Regions from separate parts of the Homo sapiens genome. Here region 1 is linked to region 2. A link is an interaction called in ENCODE POLR2A ChIA-PET data of the cell type or tissue named here. Cell type or tissue: CD4-positive, alpha-beta T cell. All regions are shown on one strand. Links, peaks and the distances in the headings refer to the core of each region. The heading gives the core; the rest is flanking DNA. Region 1 overlaps UBAP2 (ubiquitin associated protein 2). Region 2 has its middle 14 kb from the start of DCAF12.

The links. Peaks named below come from ENCODE experiments on the same cell type or tissue, not always from the same donor. Only the 100,000 strongest peaks of a DNase experiment are listed, where the experiment ranks them.
Region 1: POLR2A ChIA-PET joins it to region 2 with 5 read pairs; 9 of 35 experiments call an interaction of 5 or more read pairs at or near these places.

The regions. Positions count from the first base shown.
Region 1 is chr9:34,032,090-34,040,420 of GRCh38, forward strand. The region is part of intron 1 of UBAP2 (ubiquitin associated protein 2); the gene reads right to left. Among named protein-coding and RNA genes, the nearest start is that of UBAP2, 13 kb to the right of the region's middle. RefSeq lists an enhancer at 1,151-2,144. In CD4-positive, alpha-beta T cell, for the core only: no CTCF peak of the experiment used is centred there; no DNase peak of the experiment used is centred there.
Region 2 is chr9:34,136,057-34,144,387 of GRCh38, forward strand. No RefSeq gene overlaps it. Among named protein-coding and RNA genes, the nearest start is that of DCAF12, 14 kb to the left of the region's middle. RefSeq lists a silencer at 7,493-7,684. In CD4-positive, alpha-beta T cell, for the core only: no CTCF peak of the experiment used is centred there; a DNase peak (open chromatin) is centred at 3,825.

The DNA of each region.
Region 1 (8,331 bases), core at 303-8,302, 100 kb before region 2:
AGCTATGATCAGCCTGGGCAACATAGCATGACCCTATAGCACCAAAAAATTTAAAAAGTGCTAATAAGTTGCCAACTTAACATCCTCATCCATGTCAAATTCTATCCCTAAACGTAGCTAAACACGGCTCTCTCGCCAACCATGTTCAGCTGCAGGAATCCCCATCTATCCTCTCTTGAAAGGATGAAAGTAAGAACAAATTAACTCATAGATTTAATACCAACAGCACAATAACCTTGGTCTGTGATAAAGACTCAGGCATATTTCTGTCTTTATACACTCACACTCCCTCTGCCCTGAGTCTCCAGCTCTGCATCCACCAAAGTAAGATTAACTTCCCACTAGTTACTCTGTCCCAAGGCTTCACAGGAAAGGGGATAAAGGAGGAAAACCACCTTCCCCCTTTGGCCAGTCAGAAGGAAGGAAGATATCAAAATATAGGCTAACCTACCTCAGCTTTCTTAGGGATACAAGTTCAATAAAACAATTTTTCTTCTACTACAGTCATGATGACCACAACCAGTCACAGAGATTAAGAATCTTTGTTTCTTAGGCTGGGTGTGGTGGCTCATGCCTGTAATTCCAGCACTTTGGGAGGCCGAGGCAGGCGGATCACTTGAGGTCCGGAGTTTGAGATCAGCCTGGCCAACATGTCAAAACCCTATCTTTACAAACAATACAAAAATTAGCTGGGCGTGGTTGCACGCACCTGTAATCTCAGCTAGTCCAGAGGCTGGGGCACGAGAATCACTTGAACCTAGGAGGCAGAGGTTGCAGTGAGCCGCCACTGTACTCTGGCCTGGGCAACAGAGCAAGACCCTGTCTTCAAAAAAAAAAAAAAAAAAATCAACATCTTTGCTTCTTGATACTCTAAGCCACAATGTTTAACTCTTGCTTCTTATTTTCAAGAACAGAAAAACCATGACAGTACTCAACACACAGTACAACTACTATGGAAAACAATTTGGAGGTTCTGGAAAAAACTAAAAATTGAGCTACCATATGATCCAGCAATCTCACTGCTGGGTATATACCCAAAATAAGGGAAATCAGTATATTGAAGAAATATCTGCATTCCTGTTTGTTGCAGCACTGTTTACAATAGCTAAGATTTGGAAGTAACCTAAGTGTCTATCAACAGGTGAATAGATAAAACATGGTACTTATACACAACAGAGTACTACTTAGCCATAAAAAAGAATGAGATCCTGTCATTTGAAACAACGTGGATAGAACCGGAGATCATTATGTTAAGTGAAATAACCCAGAAACAGAAAGACAAACATCACATGTTCTCACTTAGTTGTGGGAACTAAAAATCAAAACAATTGAACTCATAATCACAGACAGTAGAAGGATGGAGTATCAGAGGCTAGGAAGGGTAGTGGGGGACTTGGGGGAGGTAGGGATGGTTATTGAGTACAAAAATAATAAGACCCACTATTTGATAGCACAATAGGGTAACTATAGTCAATAACTTAATTGTATACTTTTTTTTTTTCTCCTGAGACAGGGTCTGACTCTTTCGCCCAGGCTGAAGCGCAGTGGTGCAATCTCGGTTCCCTGCAACCTCTGCCTCCTGCGCTCAAGAGATTCTCCCACCTCAACCTCCCAAGCAGCTGCGACTACAGTCAAGCATCAAATCAATTCTTTTTTTTTTTTTTTAAACAGAGTTTCACTCTGTTGCCCAGGCTGGAGTGCAATGGCATGATCTCAGCTCACTGCAACCTCTGCCTCCCAGGTTCAAGCAATTCTCCTGTCTCAGCCTCCCAAGTAGCTGGGATTACAGGCACCCACCACCATGCCTGGCTAATTTTTGCATTTTTAGTAGAGACGGGGTTTCGTCATGTTGGCCAAGCTGTTCTTGAACTCCTGACCTCAGGTGATCCACCTGCCTCAGCCTCCCAAAGTCCTAGGATTAAAGGCATGACCCACCACGCCCGGCTTCAAATCAATTCTTAATGAAGACCAGATGACCTAAAATAATAGTTCTCATTATTCACATCTCTGCAGGAACCATTTCAACATTTGGCACTCAAATGTCACAAATTCACAATTTATTTCACAAGTGATTTATAAAAGTTCAACATACCTATTAAGTCATTTTGAGACAGTTACATCATCTCTAGGTTTTATTACAAGCCTAAAATATAAATACTGATTTAATACTTCAGAAGTTTTTCATTATAGTTCTTCAACTTTCCTCATGAATCCAGGATATCAAGTCCTGGTTTTTCTTTTTTTAGTAAAAGTATATTGCTTTTATTTTACTGACATCCTTATTACTTAATCACTCATGCCAAAAGCAACTTTCTTAAAAATGTCTGTTACCTAAAGAATGTATCTATCAAAACAAAGTCATGCCATCCATTTAAACATTAACACACCTGCCACATAAGTATCTGGTCCAGTTTTAATCCAAATACAAAATTCCTTAATAAAGAAAACACTACACTAATGAGAAATACCCCACATCCTTATATGTCTAAAGAACCACTCAACTGGCTGGGCACAGTGGCTCACGCCTGTAATCCCAGCACTTTGGGAGGCACAGGCGGGCGGATCAGGAGGTCAGGAGATCAAGACCATCCTGGCTAACATGGTGAAACCCTGTTTCTACTAAAAATACAAAAATTAGCCAGGTGTAGTGGCATGAGCCTATAGTCCCAGCTACTGGAGAGGCTGAGGGAGGAGAATTGCTTCAACCTGGGAGGCGGAGGTTGCAGTGAGTCAAGATCACGCCACTGCACTCCAGCCTGGGAAACAGCGAGACTCAATCTCAAAACAAACAAACAAACAAAAAAAAAACGAATCGCTCAACTGTTCTCTACATCCGGATTACTCTCAAAAACAAAGGCTCAGAAAAATTACCTTCCAAGCACTCCTGAAACTTCATGTTCTATCTTGTAAGCAACAACTACATAAACTGTATTTCACAAAATGAATACATTCACTGCCTCCATTTCCTCACTAAACATCTCCTTAACCTTCTGTATTCTGGTTTCCATCACCCTATCACTCTAACAGTAGGAAAAATGCTACTCCCTAGGTCACCACTGGTCTCCTAATTGTCAAATCTTTCTTCTGTTCTCATTCTTTCATCTGTCTCTGTCATTCAAAACATTTCATACGGCTAGGCGCGGTGGCTCACGCCTGTAATCCCAGCACTTTGGGAGGCCGAGGCGGGCGGATCACCTGAGGTCAGGAGTTCAAGACCAGCCTGGCCAACATGGTGGAACCCCATCTCTACAAAAGTACAAAAATTAGCCGGGCATGATGGCGGGTGCCTGTAATCCCAGCTACTTGGGAGGCTGAGGTGGGAGAACAGCTTGAACCTGGGAGGTGGAGGTTGCAGTGAGCCGAGATCGCGCCACTGCACTCCAGTCTGGGTGACAGAGCGAGACTCCATCTAAAAAAAAAAAAAAATATATATATATAAAGATTAGCCAGGTTTGTGGTGGCACGTGCCTGTAATTCCAACTACTCAGAGGAGGCTGAGGCACAAGAATCACTTGAACCTGGGAGGCAGAAGTTGCAGTGAGTCGAGATCGTGCTACTGTACTCCAACCTGGGATATAAAGCGAGACTCCATCTCAAAAATAAAGAAAGAAACAAACAAACACTATCAACAAAAACTGTCAACTTCTGTTCACAAACCATCAACTCCTCAATAAAATGCAAACTGTTTATTCCTTCCAATCCCTACACTTGGTCAAACCAGCCTTGGTATTCTCCTAAATCGTCCCTGCCTTTTTGCCTTCACGTTCCACAGGCATGTTTACTCAAGGACATACTGCACATTCTCTCTTTTTTTTTTTGAGTGGGGGAAATCGCTTGAGCCCAGGTAGGTTAAGGCTGCAGTGAGCCTGATCGCATCACTGCATTCCTGAGTGACAGAGTAAGACCCTGTCTCAAACAAAATAGAACAAAGCAAAATAACAGCAAATTCTAATAAAACTAAACTCTGAATACAACATTTAAAGTGTTTTAACAATTTAATTGTAACTTCAGGAATTTGATACTTTTTTCTTTTTTTTTTTTTGAGACGGAGTTTCACTCTTGTTGCCCAGGCTGGAGTACAATGGCATGATCTTGGCTCACTGCAACCTCCGCCTCCCAGGTTCAAACGATTCTCCTCCTCCTCAGCCTCCCAAGTAGCTGGGGTTACAGGCACCCACCGCCATGCCCGGATAATTTTTTATAATTTAATAGAGATGGGGTTTCTCCATGTTGGTCAGGATGGTCTCAAACTCCCGACCTCAGGTGATCTGCCCGTCTCGGCCTCCCAAAGTGCTGGGATTACAGGCGTGAGCCACCGTGCCCAGCCTTGATACTTGATTCTATAGGAAGAATCTAAGAAAACTAAGGCTCAGCCTCCCCAGCTCAAGGAATCCTTGCCAAATACTCAAGCTCAATTCAACAATGCTTTTCTCTGTCACAGGCAGCAGTACCCTGGAATCCTATACACACATTTAAACTGTGTGTGTCTGCTCACCAACATGTAAGCAACTGAAGATCAGGAACCTACATTATTCATCTGTATTCTAGCATCTAACATTGTTGACAACTGGCAGCAATAAATATTCGTTCAAGTGAACACCTATAGAGTAGCATATACCATTTGCGCAGGGAGAACCATCATTCAGGCCTAATCTGCAGTAATGTAAACTTAGCATTCACAGAAATAACAGAGAATATACTACCTTAAGTTTTTCTCTTTTTTTTTTTTTTTTTTTTGAGACAAGGTCTCATTCTGTCTGCCCAGGCTGGAGCACAGTGGTGCGATCTCAGGTACCTCACTGACCTCTGCCTCCCCTCCAGGGTTCCAGCAATTCTCCCGCCTCAGCCTCCCAAGTAGGTGGGACTATAGGCATGTGCCACCACACCCAGCTATTTTTTTTTTTTTTTTTTTTTTTTTTGAGAGAGTCTCGCTCTATCACCCGGGCTGGAGTGCAGTGGCACAATCTCGGCTCGCTGCAACCTCCGACTTCTGGGATCAAGCGATTCTCCTGCCTCGGCCTCCGGATTAGCTGAGATTACAGAGGCGTGCCACCATGCCTGGCTAATTTTTTGTATTTTTAATAGAGACGGGGTTTCACCGTTTTAGCCAGGATGGTCTCGATCTCCTGACCTCGTGATCCGCCCGCCTCGGCCCCCCAAAGTGCTGGGATTACAGGCGTGAGCCACCGCGCCCAGCCCACACACAGCTAATTTTTGTATTTTTTGGTAGAGGTAGGGTTTCACCATGTTGGCCAGGCTGGTCTCAAACACCTGACCTCAAGTGATCCACTTGCCTTGGTCTCCCAAAGAGCTGGGATTACAGGAGAGAGCCACTGCGCCCAGCCCATATACTACCTTAAGTTTTTACTAATGTAATTGTTGCCTCACTCCCACAAATCAAAGGAAACTTTCATCAGTGTTTCAAAACTTAGGGTTGGCATAGCAGTCATGGAATACATATTTTTAGACTTTCCAAAAGCCCCAAAAAGTTACATTTTATCCTACAATAAATTAGCAATTTACTTAGCATTGATGAAAATTACCTGAACTAAGTAACAGCAGTAGTTATTTCTTGCTTATCAGATGACCTGACTGGCAATTATATCTGATAAATAATTGAGAAAATAATCATCTGAGAAAAGGATTATCATTCAGTAGTGTACTTCAGTCACAATATGTAAATACACAAACCCTGACTGGATGGGAAAAGAGGCTATAAAAATACTTCAGTGACAATATGTAAATACAGAAACCCCGACTGGATGGGAAAGAGGCTATAAAAATACATTTTGTGGGCCTACAGCAGCTGCTCACGCCTATAATCCCAACACTTTGGGAGGCTGAGGTGAGCACTTGAACCCAGAAGTTGAAGACCAGCCTGTGCAATATGATGAAACCCTGTCTCTACAAAAAAAAAAAAAAAAAAAAAATTAGCTAGGCACGGTGGCACAAATCTGTAGTCCCAGGTACCCAAGAGGCTAAGGTGGATCATCTGAGCACGGGGAGTTCAAGGCTGCAATGAGCTAGGATTGCACCACTGCACTCCAGCCTGGGAAAAAAAAAAAAAAAAAAAAAAAAAGGTCGGGCGCGGTGGCTCCTGCCTGTAATCCCAGCACTTTGAGAGGCTGAGGTGGGAAGATCATGAGGTCAGGAGTTCAAGACCAGCCTGGCCAACACAGTGAAACTCTGTCTCTATTAAAAATACAAGCCTCCCCTCTCCCCACGGTCTCCCTCTGATGCCAAGCCAAAGCTGGACTGTACTGCCGCCATCTCGGCTCACTGCAACCTCCCTGCCTGATTCTCCTGCCTCGGCCTGCCAAGTGCCTGCGATTGCAGGCGCGCGCCGCCACACCTGACTGGTTTTCGTATTTTTTTGGTGGAGACGGGGTTTCGCTGTGTTGGCCGGGCTGGTCTCCAGCTGCTAACCGCGAGTGATCTGCCAGCCTAGGCCTCCTGAGGTGCCGGGATTGCAGACAGTGTCTCATTAACTCAGTGCTCAATGTTGCCCAGGCTGGAGTGCAGTGGCGTGATCTCGGCTCACTACAACCTCCACCTCCCACCCGCCTGCCTTGGCCTCCCAAAGTGCCGAGATTGTAGCCTCTGCCCGGCCGCCACCCCGTCTGGGAAGTGAGGAGCATCTCTGCCTGGCCGCCCATCGTCTGGGATGTGAGGAGCCCCTCTGCCCTGCTGCCCAGACTGGGAAGTGAGGAGCGCCTCTTCCTGGCCGCCATCCCGTCTAGGAAGTGAGGAGCGTCTCTGCCCGGCCGCCCATCGTCTGAGATGTGGGGAGCGCCTCTGCCCCGCCACCCCGTCTGGGATGTGGGGAGCGCCTCTGCCCCGCCACCCCATCTGGGATGTGAGGAGCGCCTCTGCCCGACCGCGACCCCGTCTGGGAGTTGAGGAGCGTCTCTGCCCGGCCGACCCGTCTGAGAAGTGAGGAGCCCCTCCGCCCAGCAGCCGCCCCGTCTGGGAAGTGAGGAGCCCCTCCGCCCGGCAGCCACCCCGTCTGGGAAGTGAGGAGCGTCTCCGCCCGGCAGCCGGCCCGTCTGGGAGGTGGGGGGCAGCCTCCGCCCAGCCAGCCGCCCCTTCCGGGAGGGAGGTGGGGGGCAGCCCCCGCCCGGCCAGCCGCCCCGTTGGGGAGTTGGGGGGCGCCTCCGCCTGGCCGCCGCCCCGTCCGAGAGGTGGGGGGGGCGCCTCTGCCCGGCCACCCCTTCTGGGAAGTGAGGAGCCCCTCTGCCCGGCCGCCACCTCATCTGGGAGGTGTACCCAACTGCTCATTGAGAACGGGCCATGATGACGATGGCGGTTTTGTCGAATAGAAAAGGGGGAAATGTGGGGAAAAGATAGAGAAATCAGATTGTTGCTGTGTTTGTGTAGAAAGAAGTAGACATAGGAGACTCCATTTTGTTCTGTACTAAGAAAAATTCTTCTGCCTTGGGATGCTGTTAATCTATAACCTTACCCCCAACCCCGTGCTCTCTGAAACATGTGCTGTGTCCACTCAGGGTTAAATGGATAAAGGGCGGTGCAAGATGTGCTTTGTTAAACAGATGCTTGAAGGCAGTTAAGAGTCATCACCACTCCCTAATCTCAAGTACCCAGGGACACAAACACTGCAGAAGGCCGCAGGGACCTCTGCCTAGGAAAACCAGAGACCCTTGTTCACTTGTTTATCTGCTGACCTTCCCTCCACTATTGTCCTATGACCCTGCCAAATCCCCCTCTGCGAGAAACACCCAAGAATGATCAATAAATACTAAAAAAAAAAAAAAAAAAAAAAAAATACAAGCCGCACACGGTGGCTCACGTCTGTAATCCCAGCACTTTGGGAGGCCGAGGCGGGCGATCACCTGAGGTCGGGAGTTCAAGACCAGCCTGATGAACATGGAGAAACCCCGACTCTACTAAAAGTACAAAATTAGCCGGGGGCATGGTGGCACATGCCTGTAATCCCAGCTACTTGGGAGGCTGAGGCAGGAGAATCACTTGAACCCAGGAGGCGGAGGTTGCGTTGAGCCAAGATCACGCCATTGCACACTAGCCTGGGCGACAAGGGCTAGACTCCGTCTCAAAAAAAAAAAAAAATTAGCCAGGTGTGGTGGCACGTGCCTGTAGTCCCAGCTACTAGGGAGGCTGGGGCAGAAGAATCCCTTAAACTCGGGAGGCGGAGGTTGCAGTGAGCCGAGCCCACGCCATTGCACTCCAGCCTGGGTGACAGAATGAGACTCTGTCTCAAAAAAAAAAAAAAAAAAAAAAAAGGGACAGAAAACAAACACACAGGCCAGCCAACTAGAAGACTAAATATAATGGCAGACATATATCCAAAATATC
Region 2 (8,331 bases), core at 203-8,202:
GACCAGCCTGGCCAACATGGTGAAACTCCGTCTCTACTAAAAATACAAAAACTAGCTGGGTGTGGTGGAGGTGCCTATAATCCCAGCTACTAGGGAGGCTGAGGCAGGATAATCGCTTGAACCCAGGAGGTAGAGGTTGCAGTGAGCCGAGATCATGCCACTGCACTCCAGCCTGGGCAACAGAGCGAGACTCCATCTCAAATAAAATAAAGTAAAACAAAAATAAAAAATAAGAGAGAAATAGCTAATTGGAAGAAAAACAATGTACCTCATCCTACTCATGCTATCTTCCTACCGCCTTCATACATTTCTGAAATGACTAATGTGGGTATATATAAATATAAAAATTGTACACAAATATTACCTACCAATTTTGTTGAGGAGTCTTCCATCAGTCATATTTTTTGAGTCAAATACAACACAATCTTGGCATAAAAACAAACACATAGGTATCAACTAATGATAGGAAAATAAAATGGCTTGCAAAATGGAACAAATATTTTAAAAAAATTATTAGATAATTAGGCAACGTTTTTCCTCTGATCACAAATGTCCAGAAATGTCTTTAAAGACCATTACCGGCTGGTGGTGGCTCATGCCTGTAATCCCAGCACTTTGGGAGGCCGAGGCAGGCAGATCACTTGAGGCTGGGAGTTTACAGCCAGCCCAGGCAACATGGTGAAACCCTGTTACTACAAAAAAATACAAAAATTAGCCAGGTGTGGAGGCTGAAGTGAAGTTACAAAGGTTACACGCTGCCCTCTCCCTCCCCCTCCCCCTCTCCCCACGGTCTCCCTCTCCCTCTCTTTCCACGGTCTCCCTCTGATGCCGAGCCGAGGCTGGACTGTGCTGCTGCTATCTCCGCTCACTGCAGCCTCCCTGCCTGATTCTCCTGCCTCGGCTTGCCGAGTGCCTGCGATTGCAGGCACGCGCCGCCACGCCTGACTGGTTTTCGTATTTTTTTGGTGGAGACGGGGTTTCGCTGTGTTGGCCGGGCTGGTCTCCAGCTCCTGACCGCGAGTGATCCGCCAGCCTCGGCCTCCCGAGGTGCCGGGATTGCAGACGGAGTCTGGTTCACTCAGTGCTCAATGTTGCCCAGGCTGGAGTGCAGTGGCGTGATCTCAGCTCGCTACAGCCTCCACCTCCCAGCCGCCTGCCTTGGCCTCCCAAAGTGCCGAGATTGCAGCCTCTGCCCTGCCGCCACCCCGTCTGGGAAGTGAGGAGCGTCTCTGCCTGGCCGCCCATCATCTGGGACGTGAGGAGCCCCTCTGCCTGGCTGCCCAGTCTGGAAAGTGAGGAGCGTCTCTGCCCGGCCGCCATCCCATCTAGGAAGTGAGGAGCACCTCTTCCCGGCCACCATCCCATCTAGGAAGTGAGGAGCGCCTCTTCCCGGCCGCCATCCCATCTAGGAAGTGAGGAGCGTCTCTGCCAGGCCGCCCATCGTCTGAGATGTGGGGAGCGCCTCTGCCCCGCCGCCCCGTCTGGGAGGTGAGGAGCATCTCTGCCCGGCCGCCCCGTCTGAGAAGTGAGGAGCCCCTCCGCCCGGAAGCCGCGCCCTCTGAGAAGTGAGGAGCGTCACCGCCCGGCAGCCACCCCGTCCAGGAAGGAGGTGGGGGTCACCCACCGCCAGGCCAGCCGCCCCGTCCAGGAGGGAGGTGGGGGGGTCAGCCCCCCGCCCGGCCAGCCGCCCCGTCCGGGAGGTGAGGGGCGCCTCTGCCCGGCCGCCCCTACTGGGAAGTGAGGAGCCCCTCTGCCCGGCCAGCCGCCCGGTCCGGGAGGGAGGTGGGGGGGTCAGCCCCCGTCCGGCCGGCCGCCCCGTCCGGGAGGGAGGTGGGGGGGTCAGCCCCCCCGCCCGGCCGGCCGCCCCGTCCGGGAGGGAGGTGGGGGGGTCAGCCCTCTACCCAGCCAGCCGCCCCGTCCGGGAGGGAGGTCGGGGGGGTCAGCCCCCTGCCCGGCCAGCCGCCCCTTCCGGGAGGTGAGGGGCGCCTCTGCCCGGCTGCCCCTACTGGGAAGTGAGGAGCCCCTCTGCCCGGCTAGCCGCCCGGTCCGGGAGGGAGGTGGGGGGGTCAGCCCCTCGCCCGGCCAGCCGCCCCGTCCGGGAGGTGGGGGGCGCCTCTGCCCGGCCGCCCCTACTGGGAGGTGAGGAGCCCCTCTGCCCGGCCACCTCCCCGTCTGGGAGGTGTGCCCGGCAGCTCATTGAGAACGGGCCATGATGACAATGGCGGTTTTGTGGAGTAGAAAGTGGGGAGAGGTGGGGAAAAGAGTGAGAAATCGGATGGTTGCCGTGTTTGTGTAGTAGGAGGTAGACATGGGAGACTTTTCATTTTGTTCTGTACTAAGAAAAATTCTTCTGCCTTGGGATCCTGTTGATCTGTGACCTTACCCCCAACCCTGTGCTCTCTGAAACATGTGCTGTGTCCACTCAGGGTTAAATGGATTAAGGGCGGTGCAAGATGTGCTTTGTTAAACAGATGCTTGAAGGCAGCATGCTCGTTAAGAGTCATCACCATTCCCTAATCTCAAGTACCCAGGGACACAAACACTGCGGAAGGCCGCAGGGTCCTCTGCCTAGGAAAACCAGAGACCTTTGTTCACTTGTTTATCTGCTGACCTTCCCTCCACTATTGTCCTGTGACCCTGCCAAATCCCCCTCTGTGAGAAACACCCAAGAATGATCAATAAAAAATAAATAAATTAAAAAAAAAAAAAAAAGGTTACACGCTAAAAAAAAAAAAAAAATTAGCCAGGTGTGGTGGTGTGCACTTGTAGTCCCAGCTATTGGGGGTGGGGCTGAGGTTAGAGGTTTTTTAGAGCCCAGGATGTGCAGTTTGCAGTGAGACCTGTCTCAAAACAACAATCAAAAACCATTTCCAAGAAATAAATGCAATAAATATTGTGATGTTCCCTCTCTGTGTGTGTATTCTTACCACCTACTTGTGTGCTTATTTATTGAAATAAAATTGCAGACATAAATTTTTCCCTGTTGGTTTTTTGTTTGTTTGTTTGTTTGCTTTCTGAGACAGAGTCTTGCTCTGTTGTCCAGGCTGGAGTGCAATGGCACGATCTCGGCTCACTGCAACCTCCGCCTCCCGGGCTCAAGCAATTCTCCTGCCTCATCCTCCCAAGTAGTTGGGATTACAGGTGCCCATCACCCTGCCTGGCTATTCTTTTGTGTTTTTAGTAGAGATGGGATTTCACCATGTTGGCCAGGCTGGTTTTGAACTCCTGACCTCAAAGATCCGCCTGCCTCAGCCTCCCAAAGTGCTGGGATTACAGGTGTGAGCCACTGCGCCTGGCCCCTATTGTTTAAATATAGTAATTTTATGAGAACTTACCTATTTTATTTTTGTATCTATTAAAAACATCATTTTTGGCTGGGCATGGTGGTTCACACCTGTAATCATAGCACTTTGGGAGGTAGAGATGGGTGGATCACTTGAGGCCAGGAGTTCGAGACTAGTCTGAGCAACATGATGAAACCCTGTTTATACAAAAAAATACGAAAATTAGCTGGGCATGGTGGCGTGCATCTGTAGTCCCAGCTACTTGGGAGGCTGAGGTGGAGAATCACCTAAGCCTGGGGAGGTGGAGGTTGCAGTGAGCTACAATTGCACCACTGCACTCCAGCCTGCGCAACAGAGTGAGACCCACTCTCCAAAAAAAAAAAAAAATTTTTTTCAAAGTAAAAAAAGTAATCTAATAGAGGAAAATGCTCCAGTCAGAGTGGCTTGGAATCTGTTTTAGTTCATAAAACTAGGGGCTGAGGTGAGAAAAAGAGGCTGAAACAAGCTGCTGCCCTCTGCTGCCTGGGACAGCAGCTTTTGTAACTCTCATACCCAGGAACCAGGCCAACATAGACATGGCCACAAAACCAGGATCTGTGCCAAACATACAGGGCCATGACTGAATTCACAAAAACCCTAGATAAGGATGGTGAGAGCAGTGAGAAAGAAGGTTATAGCAAAACAAAACAGAACGAAATTGCAAAACTTCCCACTCTAAGATGAACCTGCAAATAAATTTCCTCAACTTATTAAAATTAATTGTAGACAGGACAAATTCCCCAACACCAACACCAAAAAAAAAAAAAAAAAAAAAACCAACCAAAAAAACAAACAAAGTAAAATCCTCCATAATTAGGAGGGTAATTCACTATAGATAAATGCAAAGAAAAGAACAATCTTTAAAAGACCTTTTTCACAGATACTCTCAATCTAAGAAAAAAACAACAGAAATAAAAGGCTTCAACACAAGTATGCCTTGGATCCTCAAAGGGATAAAGGAAGAATAACAAATTGAATAAACGTAAAAAGAGATCTCGCGCATTGGCTCATGCCTATAATCCCAGCACTGTGGGAGGCCAAGACAGGAGGATCATTTGAGGCCAGGGGTTTGAGAACAGCCTGGGAGATATAGTGAGACCCTGTCTCTAAATAAATAAAGAAAGAAAGAACACATATTCTTTGATTCATCTCCCTCTGGGAAGTACAGCTCAATTTCTCTCTTATTCAGTATTGCCTGGACTCAGTGACTCACTTCTAATGCATAGAATTTGGAAAGGGAAAAATAGCAACTGCACAATGGAGATACCACCTTAACCAAGTGATCAAGTTAACCTAAATAATAATGTCAGACTGATATCTTATAACCCCTTATATGATGTGATGAGAAGGGCACTTTACCTCTGTAGCATTCTTCCCCAAAATCTATAACCCTAGCTTAACAGAAAACATCAGATAAAAACCTAAATTGAGGAACATTAGACAAAATAACCTGCCCAGTACTCTTTAAAAATGCCAAGGTCATGAGACAATGAAAGACTGAGTACAGTCACGGATTTGAGACTTGACAACTAGATTCAACATGGTGTCTTGGATTGGATTCTGAACAGAAAAAAAGAAAAAAGAAAAATTAAGGAAATCTGAATAAAGTTAATAGTATTATATCAAGTTTAGTTTCTTACTTTTGATAAATGTCTCAGTTATGCAAGACATTACGTAACTGTTAACATTAGGGAAAGCTGGGTGGAGGATAAACAAGAATTTGCTATGCTATCTCTGAAGCTCTTCTGTAAATCTAAAATTATTTCAAAATGAAAACTTTAAAAATTAAAAATAAATGAATCAATTAGAAATCCTGAAAATAATTTCCTAAATGAAAAAAGTAAGTTATTGGTAATAAACCCTCAATAAACTAGATATACATTATCTTAGATGGACATAGACAAACAGAGTGTTAGTGAATTAGAAGATGGTTCTAAGGAAGTGGCTTAGAGAACAGCATACAAATTGACCAGGCACAGTGTTTCACGCTTGTAATCCTAGCACTTTGAGAGGCCGAGGTGGGCGAATCACCTGAGGTCAGGAGTTCGAGATCAGCCTGGACAACATGGTGAAACCCCATCTCTACTAAAAAATACAAAAATTAGCCAGACACAGTGGCGCATGCCTGTAATCCCAGCTACTCAGGAGGCTAAGGCTGGAGAATAGCTTGAACTGGGGAGGCGGATGCTGCAATGAGCCGAGATTGCACCACCGCACTCCAGGCCAGGCAACCGAGCGAGACTCCATCTCAAAAAAACCGAAAAACAAAAATTAGCTTGGTGTGGTGGCAGGTGCCTGTAATCCTAGCTGCTCAGGAGGCTGAGGCAGGAGAATCACTTGAATCTGGGAGGTGGAGGTTGCAGTGACCCGAGATCACACCATTACGCTCCAGCCTGGGTGACAGAGGAGACTCCACCTCAAAGAAAAAAAAAAGAGAGAACAACATAAAAAGATAGAAATTGAGTATAATAAAAAGGCATGGAGGTTAGAAGTGGCATTATTGAAAATGGCAGAGTAGGGGATCCATTTCTCCCCAGAAACACTGAAAAACTTGGCAAAACCTGTTGGAATTCAACCTTATCAGAATGCTAGGAGACAGTTAAAAGTTTACAGCAACGGGCCGGGTGCTATGGCTTATGCCTGTAATCCCAGCACTTTGGGAGACTGAGGCGGGTGGATCACCTGAGACCAGGAGTTCAAGATCAGCCTGACCAATATGGTGAAACGCTGTCTCTACTTAAAATACAAAAATTAGCTGGGCGTGGTGGCGTGCGCCTGTAGTCCCAGCTACTTGGGAGGCTGGGGCAGGAGAATTGCTTGAACCTGGAAGGAGGGGATTGCAGTGAGCCAAGATTGTGCCACTGCACTCCAGCCTGAGCGACAGAGTGACACTCCATCTCAAAAAAAAAAAAAAAAAGAAAAAGAAAAGTTTACAGCAACCAAATGCTTAACCAAGAGAAAGGCCACTGAAGCAGCTAAGATTTTTGTGGTATTTTAGCTTACCTTAGCCCCATCCCCTCCTTAGAGAAGCAGTGATCTTAGAGCCAGCAGCTTGTGTTCCCTGTTCAGATACCTCGTTCTAGAGAGAGCAGAGTGGACCTTGTTCCTATGGAATAGGATTTGATTTTTTTTTTTTTTTTTTTTTTTTTTTTTTTGAGACTGAGTTTCGCTCTTTCACCCAGGCTGGAGTGCAATGGTGTGATCTCAGCTCATAGCAGCCTCTGCCTCCCGGGTTCATGCCATTCTCCTGCCTCAGCCTCCCAAGTAGCTGGAATTACAGGTGCCCGCCACCACGCCCAGATAATTTTTGTATTTTTAGTAGAGAGGGGGTTTCACCATGTTGGCCAGGCTGGTCTCAAACTCTTGACCTCAGGTGATCCACCCACCTTGGCCTTCCAAAGTACTAGGATTACAGGTGTGAGCCGCCGCGCCGGCCCAGGATTTGTCTTTTGAACCTAACTAGGGTTTCTCTTTGTTGTAACTAACTTGGAACTCTGCTAGGATAGAGCAGCTACACAGACTTTTCCTAAAAGCAATTAAGAACAAATGAATGAACTGCTATGGGCTGGGCAAAACAAACAATCAAAAAAACAGCTAGATCAAACAACAGACATGTTGAAAGCCTGAGAGGAAAATCCAGAGAATGATATTTTGGGGGAGAATAAGAGCTTTGAAAGTTTTCTATGTTTACAGGGGAATCTAGAAAGCCACACACATGCCAAGAGAAGGACACATGCTTAGAGAAAAACTGGGAAGACCATGAGTTTTCACCTCTGCCTGATTTTTAGACTCAGTGCAAGCAAGAAGTGGAGGTTTAGACAGAGTTGCAAACAGCATGGCTAAGCATAGAAGGAGTGATTCAACATAGAGCCAATCTGCAAAGACCTGGAAATTTTTCTTTTCTTTTGTACTGCTTTTTTCCTTCCCTTATTTCCTTTTCTCCAGGCATTTAAGGAAACATCTGGCAAACCACAGTAAAAAAAAAATATGGTTATGTAAGAGAAGGTTCTGGCTTTTTTTTTTTTTTTTTTTTGGAGGCTGAGTCTCGCTCTGTTGACCATGCTAGAGTGCAGTGGTGTGATCTCGGCTCAACCTCTGCCTCCCAAGCTCAAGCAATTCTTGTGCCTCAGCCTCCTGAATAGCTGGGACTACAGGCCCCCACCACCACGCCCAGCTAATTTTTTGTATTTTAGTAGAGACAGGGTTTCACCATGTTGCCCAGGGTGGTCTTGAACTCCTGAGTTCAGTCAATCCACCTGCCTCGGCCTACCAAAGTGCTAGGATTGCAGGCGTGAGCCACAGTGCCCGGTTGGTCCTTGCTTTTAAGAAACCAACACTGGGCCGGGCGCGGTGGCTCACGCCTGTAATCCCAGCACTTTGGGAGGCTGAGGCAGGCGGATTACGAGGTCAGGAGATCGAGACCATCCTGGCTAGCACGGTGAAACCCCATCTCTACTAAAAATACAAAAAAAAAAATTAGCCGGGCATGGTGGCAGGCGCCTGTAGTCCCAGATACTCGGGAGGCTGAGGCAGGAGAATGGCGTGAACCCGTGAGGCAGAGCTTGCAGTGAGCCAAGATCACACCACTGCACTCCAGCCTGGGTGACAGAGCAAGACTCTGTCTCAAAAAAAAAAAAAAAAAAAGAAACGAACACTGAAATACAGTACTTAGGAGTTTTCAACTTTCCAACATTCTAATATTTCCAATTTATTGTCAGAGAAGTGAAAAAGATTCATTCCTTTAGCAATCATTTCTTAGGCCCTACTGTGTGATACGTGTGGTGGGTGGGCAGAGATGTGACCTGGTCCTCCTCCCTGTCCTTAAGGAGCTCATAGACTAGTAGGGAACCCATCCAACTAAAGCACTTGATAGTCTAAGGACCATAAGGAGTATGAACAGAGCTGTGGGAGCTCAGCAGAGGAAGAAGATCAAGAATGGCTCCTTAAAAGAAGTCACATAGGCCTAATGCTGTGGCTCACATCTGTAATCCCAGCACTTTGGGAGGCC